Regions from separate parts of the Homo sapiens genome. Here region 1 is linked to region 2. Evidence: read pairs that join two places in POLR2A ChIA-PET (ENCODE). Cell type or tissue: A673. All regions are shown on one strand. Each heading gives the region's core, and the rest is flanking DNA. Links, peaks and the distances in the headings are about the cores only. Region 1 overlaps XPO5 (exportin 5). Region 2 holds the start of RSPH9 (radial spoke head component 9).

What was found. Peaks named below come from ENCODE experiments on the same cell type or tissue, not always from the same donor. Only the 100,000 strongest peaks of a DNase experiment are listed, where the experiment ranks them.
Region 1: POLR2A ChIA-PET joins it to region 2 with 5 read pairs; 12 of 35 experiments call an interaction of 5 or more read pairs at or near these places.

What each region holds. Positions count from the first base shown.
Region 1 is chr6:43,567,843-43,573,217 of GRCh38, forward strand. XPO5 (exportin 5) reads right to left here. Exons shown (of 32, transcript NM_020750.3): 3 at 4,664-4,736; 4 at 3,015-3,152; 5 at 2,660-2,842; 6 at 869-895. Among named protein-coding and RNA genes, the nearest start is that of XPO5, 5.5 kb to the right of the region's middle. RefSeq lists an enhancer at 3,474-3,523. In A673, for the core only: no CTCF peak of the experiment used is centred there; no DNase peak of the experiment used is centred there; H3K27ac peaks cover 1,724 bases.
Region 2 is chr6:43,642,499-43,647,857 of GRCh38, forward strand. It overlaps RSPH9 (radial spoke head component 9), which reads left to right and starts at 2,538. Exons shown (of 5, transcript NM_152732.5): 1 at 2,538-2,827. The coding sequence starts at 2,601. RefSeq lists a silencer at 1,957-2,145. In A673, for the core only: no CTCF peak of the experiment used is centred there; a DNase peak (open chromatin) is centred at 3,103.

The sequences.
Region 1 (5,375 bases), core at 182-5,181, 75 kb before region 2:
TAAGGCTCACTTGAAGCCTGGAGGCTGAAGCTGCAGTGAGCCACGTTTGCGTCACTGTACTCTAGCCTGGGTGACAAAGTAAGACCCTGTGTCAAAAAAAAAAAAAAAAAGTAAGTCTGTTTTTGTTTTTTTTTTTTACTTCCCTTCAACCATAGCTCAGTGATCAAAAACAGAACAAAGGACAGGCTGGGCATGGTGGCTCACACCTGTAATCCCAGCACTTTGGGAAGCTGAGGAGGGCGGATGATGAGGTCAGGAGATTGAGACTATCCTGGCTAACATGGTGAAACCCCGTCTCTACTAAAAATACAAAAAATTAGCTGGGTGTGGTGGCGGGCACCTGTAGTCCCAGCTACTCGGGAGGCCAGGCAGGAGAATGGCGTGAACCCAGGAGGCAGAGCTTGCAGTGAGCCGAGATCGCGCCACTGCACTCCAGCCTGGGCAAGTGAGCGAGACTCCGTCTCAAAAACAAAAACAAAAACAAACAAAAAAAACAAACGACAGATGCAGTGGCCCACAGTCACTTCAGGAGGTCGAGGCTGGAGGATCACTTGAAGCCAGGGGTTTGACACCGGCCTAGGCAACACACTGAGACCCTGTTTCTATAGAAAGTATTAGCTGGGCATGGTGGTGCGCACCTATATTCCCAGCTACTCATGAAGTTGAGGTGAGAGGATCACTTGAGCTGGGGAGGTCATGGCTGCAGTGAGCTGAGACCACACAACTGCACTCCAGCCTGGGCAACAGTAAGACCTGTCTCCAAAACAATACAACACAAGCAAGGCTGAGGTCACCATCCACTAGGGGCACGTATCCCCTCACCTGAAAGGTTCAAAGGTCTCCTTCAAACTTTATAAAGAGCTCTTACCTTTGACTCCTGAGAAGTATCTGTCTTCTGAAAGGAAGTATAAAGATCCAGTGTTTTTAATGAGCAAAAGGCCACATAATAACTTTCTACCCCCCACAAATCAATGCCCTTGAATAATGATTCTTAAATATATGCAATTTTTCATCTTGGAAAATAACACAACTTTACTAAGCACGCATAACTGATATTCCCCTAGGGAGAACAAGTAAAGTCAGAAGCATAATTAAATGAATACAATTCATGAACATGTATGTATAGCCTAAGTATATGAAAACCATGTACTCAAAAATACTGGATGTTGGCCAGGCGTGGTGGCTCACGCCTGTAATCCCAGCAGTCTGGGAGGCCAAGGCAGGTGGATCACCTGAGGTCAGGAGTTTGAGACCAGTCTGGCCAACATGGTGAAACCCCATCTCTACTAAAATTACAAAAATTAGCCGGTGTGCTGGCGCATGCCTGTAATCCCAGCTACTTGGGAAGCTGAGGCAGAAGAATCACTCGAACCCGGGAGGCAGAGGTTGCAGTGAACCAAGATTGCACTACTGCACTCCAGCCTGGGCAACAAAAGTGAAACTCCGTCTCAAAAAAAAAAAAACAACAAAAAAAAATACATATATATATGATGTTAAATACATCAGAATAGTGGCTATTCAGTGAATATACAAATATGGTTGATTTTTATCCTTATATTTCAAATCCATACAAAGGCACATAATGTTAACTTACAAGCATACAAAATTAGGCCAGGCGCGGTGGCTCACGCCTACCATCCCAGCACTTTGGAAGACCAAGGCAGGCGGATTATTTGAGGTCAGGAGTTCAAGACCAGCCTGACCAACATGGTGAAACACCATCTCTACTAAAATACAAAAATTAGACGGGCATGGTGGCAGGCACCGGTAATCTCAGCTACCCGGGAGGCTGAGGCAGGAGAATCGCTTGAACCCAGGAGGCGGAGGTTGCAGTGAGCCGAGATTGTGCCACTGCACTCCAGCATGGGTGACAGAGTGAGACTCCCTCTCCAAAAAAAAAAAAAAAATTAGTATTTTCCTAAAGAACTTCTGAAAATAAAATTAAGAATAACACCTAGGGCTGGGCTCGGTGGCTCACACCTATAATCTCAGCACTTTGGGAGAGCAAGGTGGGTAGACCACCTGAGGTCAGGAGTTTGAGACTAGCCTTGCTAACACAGCGAAACTCCATCTCTACTAAAAATACAAAAATTAGCCAGGTGTGGTGGCACATGCCTGTAATCCCAGGAGGTGGAGGCTGCAGTAAGCCGAGATCCCTATCTTTTTTTTTTTTTTTTTTTTTTTTTTTAAAAAAGGCCAGGTGCCGTGGCTCACACCTATAATCCCAGCACTTTGGGAGGCGGGCGGATCATGAGGTCAGGAGATCAAGACCTTCCTGGCTAACATAGTGAAACCCCGTCTCTACTAGAAATACAAAAAATCAGCCGGGCCTGGTGGCGGGCGCCTGTAGTCCCAGCTACTTGGGAGGTTGAGGCAGGAGAATCGCTTGAACCTGGGAGGCAGAGGTTGCAGTGAGCCGGGATCACACCACTGCACTCCAGCCTAGGTGACAGAGCGAGCCTCCGTCTCAAAAAAAAAAAAAAAAAAAAAAGAAAGAAAATGAGCTCCAGTTTTTCTGTCATTTCCTAGTTTTTTATTTTTTTGCTTATAAAATAGGATTTCATTTTGCTGACCTAGACACCCTAGTTCCTTACTGTAAGATTAATCAAAAACACTCATATTGGAAAATAGAAATGTTATAGGTAGGGGTATCCCTTACCACTTGCTGATACTTGTTTACATTTTCTTGAAGTGTGTTAAGCAGAAAACTGAAGATCCTTTCCATGTTCTGGGTTAATGTTTGCTGGATGTCCCTTCTTCTTTGAGGGGGAAGTGTCTGAAAAGTCACTACATCCTCTGCCAGTCGCAAAAGGATAAACATCACCAATTCTGTCTGTGTTTCCTACACCAATAGAAATAAGCTAGTTAAAAACTAAAATATCTTTTCATTTTATGTATATCCAAAGGCTATTTTCTGTTGCCAAAAAAAAAAACCCACAAACAAAATCAAACAACAAACCCTGAAGTTTGTTCCAAGGAAAAGTATACCAAACTGATATAGCTGTGTTTCATACCCCTTGTTTGGAAAGAGTGTCCAATTCTATTAGCATGTCAGGCCAATGCTGTGGCCACTCTCGCTTGATCATTTCCACTACAATTCGAGACAGAGCATCTTTAATATGGTTCTCCTCTTCCAAAATGTTCAATGTTCCCTGAAAAAGAACAAGAGATATTAAGAGATATGCAAGACTGGATTCCAGACTTCCAGAAAAAAGCTGGGCTGTAGAGTTGTAAAAAATTTATCAGCAGGCCTACTTTTAAACCAAACAGAACAAATGAACCTGTTCTTCAGCCTGAGTCACTTGTCCTGCATTCTTGCTAATCACTCTTCCGCTTAAAGCTTAAGTGAGGGTTGCATCACCTAAAAGGCTGTCATATCGAGAGCTAGGATGACATCATTATTCTTTACAAAATGAAAAGATTCTCATATTGATTGTTTCAGTTTGCAGAAGGCCAGGGAGGAAGAGTATAGAAATAAGGAGTATAGTGAGTAGCTGGTAAAATGGAAGGGTATGAAGGGGCAAATGAATATTTTACCAATAGTTCTAACACTAGAAGACGCAGAAGTATTAGAAGATCCCATCTCTCATGTCTGTTATTTAAAAAAAACCAAGAAAGAAAAAAGGCTACAATTTTGAACATGTTTAAAGTCATATTCTGTTTTGTGTTTAAAGAGACAGTCATCCAGTCATCACACCTGTAATCTCAGCATTTTGGAAAGCCAAGGTGGGAGGATTGCTTGAGGCCAGGGGTTTGAGACCAGACTAGCCTGGGAAACACAGTGAGACCCTGTCTCTCTAAAAACCAAAAACAAAATTAGCTGGGCATGGTACCACATGCCTATAATCCCAGCTACTTGGGAGGCTAAGGCGAGAAGATCACTTGAGCCCAGGAGTTCGAGGCTGCAGTGAGCTATGATCATGCTAATGCAATCCAGCCGGAGCAACAGAGACTCTGTCTCAAAAAAAAAAAAAAGTCATATTCTAATACTTGAAACAAATTCATTCTGCATACTTAAAATTCTGCATGTTTTTCATCATTAGTATCACATAGTAGTTGTTTGGAATAAAAGAAAATAGTGTTTCAATCTAATTTAGATCTAAGAATCTTATTGATTTGTTGAAAATATTTAATCCCCTCTGCCCTGTCTTTATAATTTAAAAAATAGAAGTCAATACATAAGCATGATTAATTAAACCTAGTAAGAGACATATGCTGAATTATGCTTTCTGCTTTTGTTTTGTTTTGTTTTTGAGATAGGGTCTTGCTCTGTTGCACAGGCTGGAGTGCCATGGCACCATCACAGCTCACTGCAGCCTGGACCTCCTGGGCTCAGAAAATCCTCCCACCTCAGCCTCCTGAGTAGCTGGGCCACAGGCATGCGCCACCACGCTCAGCTAATTTTTGCATTTTTGGTAGAGATGGGGTCTCACTGCATTGCCCAAGCTGCTCTCGAATTCTTAGATGCAGGTGATCCTCTTACCTTGGCTTCCCAAAGCGCTAGAATTACAGGTGTGAGTCACTGTGCCTGGCCTAAATTATGATTTCTTGTGCTGTCTGACCTATTTAGAAGCAGTGAATTTTTACACAAACTCCCTATTGAAGAAGTCACGCTTTGCCTAAACTACCTTGGAAACATGTCTCCCAACCACCCATTCCTTACATTTGCAATCAGCTCCATGACACTGTTCTTCAGATACACCTTCTCCAATCGAGACATGCCGTTCCACCGAAACCTGACCACCAAAATGCATAAAGTCAATAGAACCACTTTAGAAGTCTTGTCTTTACAAGAGAATAGCATGGATTTCTACATTTGATTACACTGGAGATTTCATTAAGAAATTATACTTTTGATTTTGTACCTGTCAATGAATGGGCAAAAATGATCTACATTTAACCAAAATACTAACACAAAAATTCTTGGGAAAAGGTTTTATATATGCAGTGGTCCATTAACTGGAATCCGCACAAGATTTGTACCACACGTCAGCTTTGCCTCATGATTTTATTGATGGGCCAAAAGTGAATATACATCTAGGTCAACTGCAACAATGTACTTGCTTTTCAGAAAATGCAGTTTTGACATCAGTCATTTTCTGTGCTGGCTTACAAAACAATTCTGGAAAAACTATGGCTAAGTCTTAAAGGCTACCTCTTCTGATAGGTGTTGAGGGTAGGACAATCAAGTTAGGATGGGTTTTCAGTTATTCTCATACAATCCTGCTTTGGATGTACCACCCAGAGAAGGCACACAAACTCAGAAAGACAGAGAGAAAAAAGAAAGCCACAGTGCCTAATCAGAGATTCATTGACCTATACATTGCATTACTCTAAAAAGGCTTCGAGGGCTAATGACATATAGTCAGAGCTCA
Region 2 (5,359 bases), core at 360-5,359:
GCACTTACATTATCTAACCCTAACAACTTTGCAGTGCATGAATTATTGTCCCCATTTTATAGATGAGGCCAGGGGAAATTGAGCAGCTTGCCTAAGTGGTGAAACTTGGATTCGCCTACATTACTGCACATCCTATGTGGTTTTACTCTGAAATATTTAGCCAGGATTTGCCTTGCCAAAGGTATTAGCATCAGGAAGCTGTAAGATTCTCCTCTCTGGCTTCAGATTCTGGTGTCTGCCATGGAGCCTGCAATAGGTGCTAAGTATGAAATCAGTGAAAGCAAAATGCCTGGGCTCTTTTCTGTGCTATGACCACTTGAAGCATATTCTGCTGTAGCAGGACAAGCTGCAGACAAAACCCCTCAGACACCGAGTTACAGAAGGAAGCAGTTTATTCGGCCGGGAGTGTCGGTAAGACTCCTGTCTCAAGAGCTGAGCTCCCCGAGTGAGCAATTCCTGTCCCTTTTAAGGGCTCACAACTCTAAGGGGGTGCGCGTGACAGAGTCGTGATTGATTGAGCAAGCAGCGGGTACGTGACGGGGGGCTGCATGCACCAGTAATTAGATCGGAACAAAACAGGATAGGGATTTTCACAGTGCTTTTCTATACAATGTCTGTAATCTATAGATAACCGATTAGGTCAGGGGTCGATCTTTAACTACCAGGCCCGGGGCGCGGTGCTGGGCTGTCTGCCCGTGGATTTCATTTCTGCCTTTTAGTTTTTACTTCTTTGTAGGCAGAAATTGGCATAAGACAATATGAGGGGTGGTCTCCTCCCTTACTGCCAGCCAGAATTTTGACTGTTTTTCTGTTTAATGCTATTATAGAAGAGAGATTGAGCCGTATCTCCCGCTCAGGGAAAGGAAAGGCTGAGAGGTCTGCCTAAAGGGAGTGGGGGTGGTTGTGAACAAGAGAGCCATAAATTGTTTTGAGATAACACATTAAGCCAAATCAACTCCCTCAAATACTAATTTTATTTATTTATTTAGTTAGTTAGTTGTATTTTTTGAGACAGGCTCGCTCTGTTGCCCAGGCTGCAGTGCGGTAGCATGATCTTGGCTCACTGCAATCTCTGCCTCCCAGGTTCAAGCCATTCTCCTGCCCCAGCCTCCCGAGTAGCTGGGATTACAGCTGTGGGCCACCAAGCCCGGCTGTTTTGTATTTTTAGTAGAGACAGGGTTTCACCATGTTGGTCAGGCTGATCTCATAACAATGCCTTCCTAAACAATGCCTAAGCCTGGGCGTGGTGGTTCACACCTGTAATCCCAGCACTTTGGGAGGCTCAGGTGAGTGGATCACTTGAGCTCGGAGTTCAACACCAGCCTGGCCAACATGGCAAAACCCCGTCTCTACTAAAAATACAAAAAATATTGGGTGTGGTGGCACACACCTGTAGTCCCAGCTACCTGGGGGGCTGAGGTGGGAAGATCACTTGAGCCCAGGAGGTTGAGGCTGCAGTGAGCTGAGATCACACACCACTACACTCCAGCCTGGGTGACAAAGTGAGACCCTGTCTCAACCCCCGAAAACCAACAATGCCCAGACAATCAAAAAAGTAATTATCTGGGTTATTTACACACTTATTTATCAGCTGGGGCCCAGGTCATTCTGATTTCCTGAGTGCTCTTCAAAGGAATCCAGAAATGAAAATATCAACTAGCAACATTAACGATAAAGCCCATCTCCTGTGGCAACAAGCTTGCTGAGGAACCTGTTTGTTTGTCCTTGGCTGGGGACTCAAGAAGTGAATGTGGAGAAGTGATCTAGCCCAGGGAGTGAAGCTCCAGTTGCAGTGAGGTTCTGGCCTTTCATCTCTTGCTACCATTTGGATCTAAAAACAACAGTTGGTGGTAGTTGGTAGTTGATGAGAAAGGTGGTAGTTGATGAGAAAGTGTAGTCTATAAAAGTCCCCCTTTTTGTATCTCTCTCCTCACCCTCCTTTCCCAAGGTGTTACCCTATACCTTGCCCCCATTGCCTAGATTTTCATTTGTCACTTAGAATATTTCTATGGAAAGGGTAGATAAAGAAGACAGCTGGTGAAGATGGAAGAGAATGGATGGACCTCATTCTGTAAGACCTGGCTTGGGGTGGGGTGCGGGTGGAGGTAGTCGGGTTGACAGAATCTTAATTAGAGCCAGGAGGAATCTCAAATTCTTCACAGATCATTCTGAGGTCAAGAAGTGACATGACTGGGGTGAAATAGTACAGTTAGTGTCAGTGTTGGGGTTTTGTATTGTTTTCTTTCCAGACCCCAGGTCCATATACAGTAAAGACTCTAAATGTCGACTATGTGAAAGGGCTCAGGGAAGGCCAAATATCTATGGAAAAAGGCTGGGTTTGGACTTACAACCCCAACTGTAGCCTAACTGTAGGGGAAGCCATACTGTGGCCGTGGCAACTGAAGACATCCCGTCCCAAACTCTGGAAAGGATGAGGGAGGGGGCTGATGCCTAGGCCTCCGTGGGGAGGAGGTCTGGGCGGTAGGCGGTGGGGTGGGTGGAACCTAGCGTCCAGCTAGGCGGAAGGGCGGAGCTTCAGGTCTCCATGGAGGCGGCTTCTCCTAGCAACTCGACGGGCGTTGAGCGGAGCCGCTGACCTGATGGACGCCGACAGCCTCCTGCTGTCTCTGGAGCTGGCGTCCGGCAGTGGGCAGGGCCTCAGCCCGGACCGTCGGGCCTCGCTGCTCACGTCTCTTATGCTGGTTAAGCGCGACTACCGCTATGATCGGGTTCTCTTCTGGGGCCGCATCCTTGGCCTCGTCGCCGATTACTACATCGCGCAGGGCCTGAGTGAGGACCAGCTCGCACCGCGCAAGACGCTCTATAGGTGAGGAGGCCCCCGGGACGGGCTCCCCAGAGGGTGGCTACCTGGAGGCAGGGCGGGGTGGGCGGGTCGCAGCAATTGAAAGGGGCGGGGCCCATGGGGCCAAGGGAGGTGTGGGCGGGATCTGAGATGAGTGGAATGGGGGAGACCCTGGGGGGCGGGCCTGGGGACGGTCAAGAGGTGGTTGAGGGAAAGGGCGGGGATGGGGATGTCTCGGAATCTGAGGCTAGGGCGGAGCCTGAGAGGGCGGGGCAATGGACGGGCGATGTCCCCCGGAGGGCGGGGCCTTGCGAGAGCTTGTTCTCCGCCTGAGGAGGCCAAGAGAAACTTACATGCGGATGGGTTTATAAGAGAGACAGGGCCAAGAACGCAGGTGAAGCAGTGGGAAGGTTTCTGGAAAATGCGGACCTGGAGAAGAAGCCAGGTTCCAGCCAAGTGCTGGGCCTGGCTCAGTTTGGAGAAGGCTCAGTTTGGAGAAGAGTCAGACGCCAGAGGGAGAGGGTGGTGCTCTTTGATAGAGGTATCTGCTCTGGAGCTGGAGGCGCTTTTGGAAATAGAGAACGAATGCGGAATGGGGAGAGAGCTGGGGAAAATTCCCTGGTCACTACCATACAGGACCATCCAGCTATTTATTTATTTATTTTTGTTTTGAGGCAGAGTCTTGCTCTGTCACCCAGGCTGGAGTGCAGTGTCGCTATCTTGGTTCACTGCAACCTCCGCCTCCCGGATTCAAGCGATTTTCCTGCCTCAGCCTCCCAAATAGCTGGGATTACAGGCACGTGCCACCACACCTGGCTATTTATTTATTATTATTATTATTATTATTTTAGACGGAGTCTCGCTCTGTCGCCCAGGCTGGAGTGCAGTGGCTCGATCTCGGCTCACTGCAAGCTCCGCCTCCTGGGTTCACGCCATTCTCCTCCCTCAGCCTCCCGAGTGGCTGGGACTACAGGCGCCCGCCACCATGCCCGGTTAATTTTTTTTTGTATTTTTAGTAGAGACGGGGTTTCACCGTGTTAGCTAGGATGGTCTCGATCTCCTGACCTCGTGATCCGTCCGCCTCAGCCTCCCAAAGTGCTGGGATCACCCACCGCGCTTGGCAATTATTTATTTATTTATTATTTTTGTAATTTTAATAGAGACAGGGTTTCACTATGCTGGTTAGGCTGGTCTCGAACTCCTGGCCTCAAGTAATCCACCCGCCTCGGCCTCCCAAAGTGCTGGGATTACAGGCGTGAGCCACCATGCCCGGCCAGCCTCTTTTTGACTAAAGGGGAGCTTACTACCTTACAAAGCAGTCCATTCGGCCAGCCTGGGCAATATAGCAAGACCTCATCACTACAAAAAAAAAAAAAAAAGGCAGGGTGTGGTGGCTCACGCCTTTAATCCCAGCACTTTGGGAGGCAGAGTTGGGCGGATCACGAGGTCAGGAGATTGAGACCATCCTGGCTAACGCGGTGAAACACTACTGAAAATACGAAAAATTAGACGGGCGTGGTGGCGGGCGCCTGTAGTCCTAGCTACTCGGGAGGCTGAGGCAGAAGAATCACTTGAATCTGGGAGGCGGAGGTTGCAGTGAGCTGGCATCATGCCACGCACTCCAGCCTGGGTGACAGAGTGAGACTCCGTCTCAAAAAAAAAAAAAGAAAAAAAAAAAGGAAAATTTGCAGGGCATGGTGGTGCATACCTGTAGTCCCAGCTACTCGGTAGGCTGAGGTGGGAGGATTGCGCCCGAGAGTTCAAAGCTGCAGTTAACTATGGATCACTACTGCGCTCCAGCCTGGTGACAGAGCGAGACCCTGTCTCAAAACAAATAAATAAATAAATAAACAAACTTTAAAAATAAATAGGCCAGCAACGGCCTATTTATTTAGGGAACAGTTAGACAAACTTGTTGGCTGGGGAAGTCTCAGAGTGTTTGGGAGAACAGTAGTATGATGTTGTGTAGAACTGGTTCTAGAGGCAAAAGGATATGGGTCTTTGTTCATAGGCCATGAGGAGCTACTGAGGGGCTTGCAAGAAGAGCCTGCTCCGATCAGAGTGGGCAAAATGGCCTGAAAGTGTGGTGAGCACTGTGGTTAGGAGTCCATTGTAGTGTCCATATGAATGAGGCCTGAAAGGAAGAGGTATCCGAGGGAATGCAGAGGAGGTGATGGGTTGGAAAGATTTAAGTGCTAGAATTGTCAGGACATGTAACTCATTGAATAAGGATGGTTATAAAGGAGAGGTTAAGGCTGACCCCTCCTAGCTTAGGCAGCTGAGTAAGTTAAGTACCAGCACCACTCAGTAGGAGAGAATTCAGGGGCAGGACTAGGGAAGACATAGTGAATTTGATGTGAGGTGCCTGAGTTACAAGGTGTTAAGAAGGTATATTAAAGTACAGATGTAGAATACAGAAGAAAAAGTTGAACTGAAGATAGAGATTTGGGATTCATTTCATTTTATTCTATAAGCATCTGCTGAGCACCTACTATGTGCTACCATGTGCTAGGCATTGATTTAGGCACCAGGAGTTCAGTGGTAAATGAAATCCTT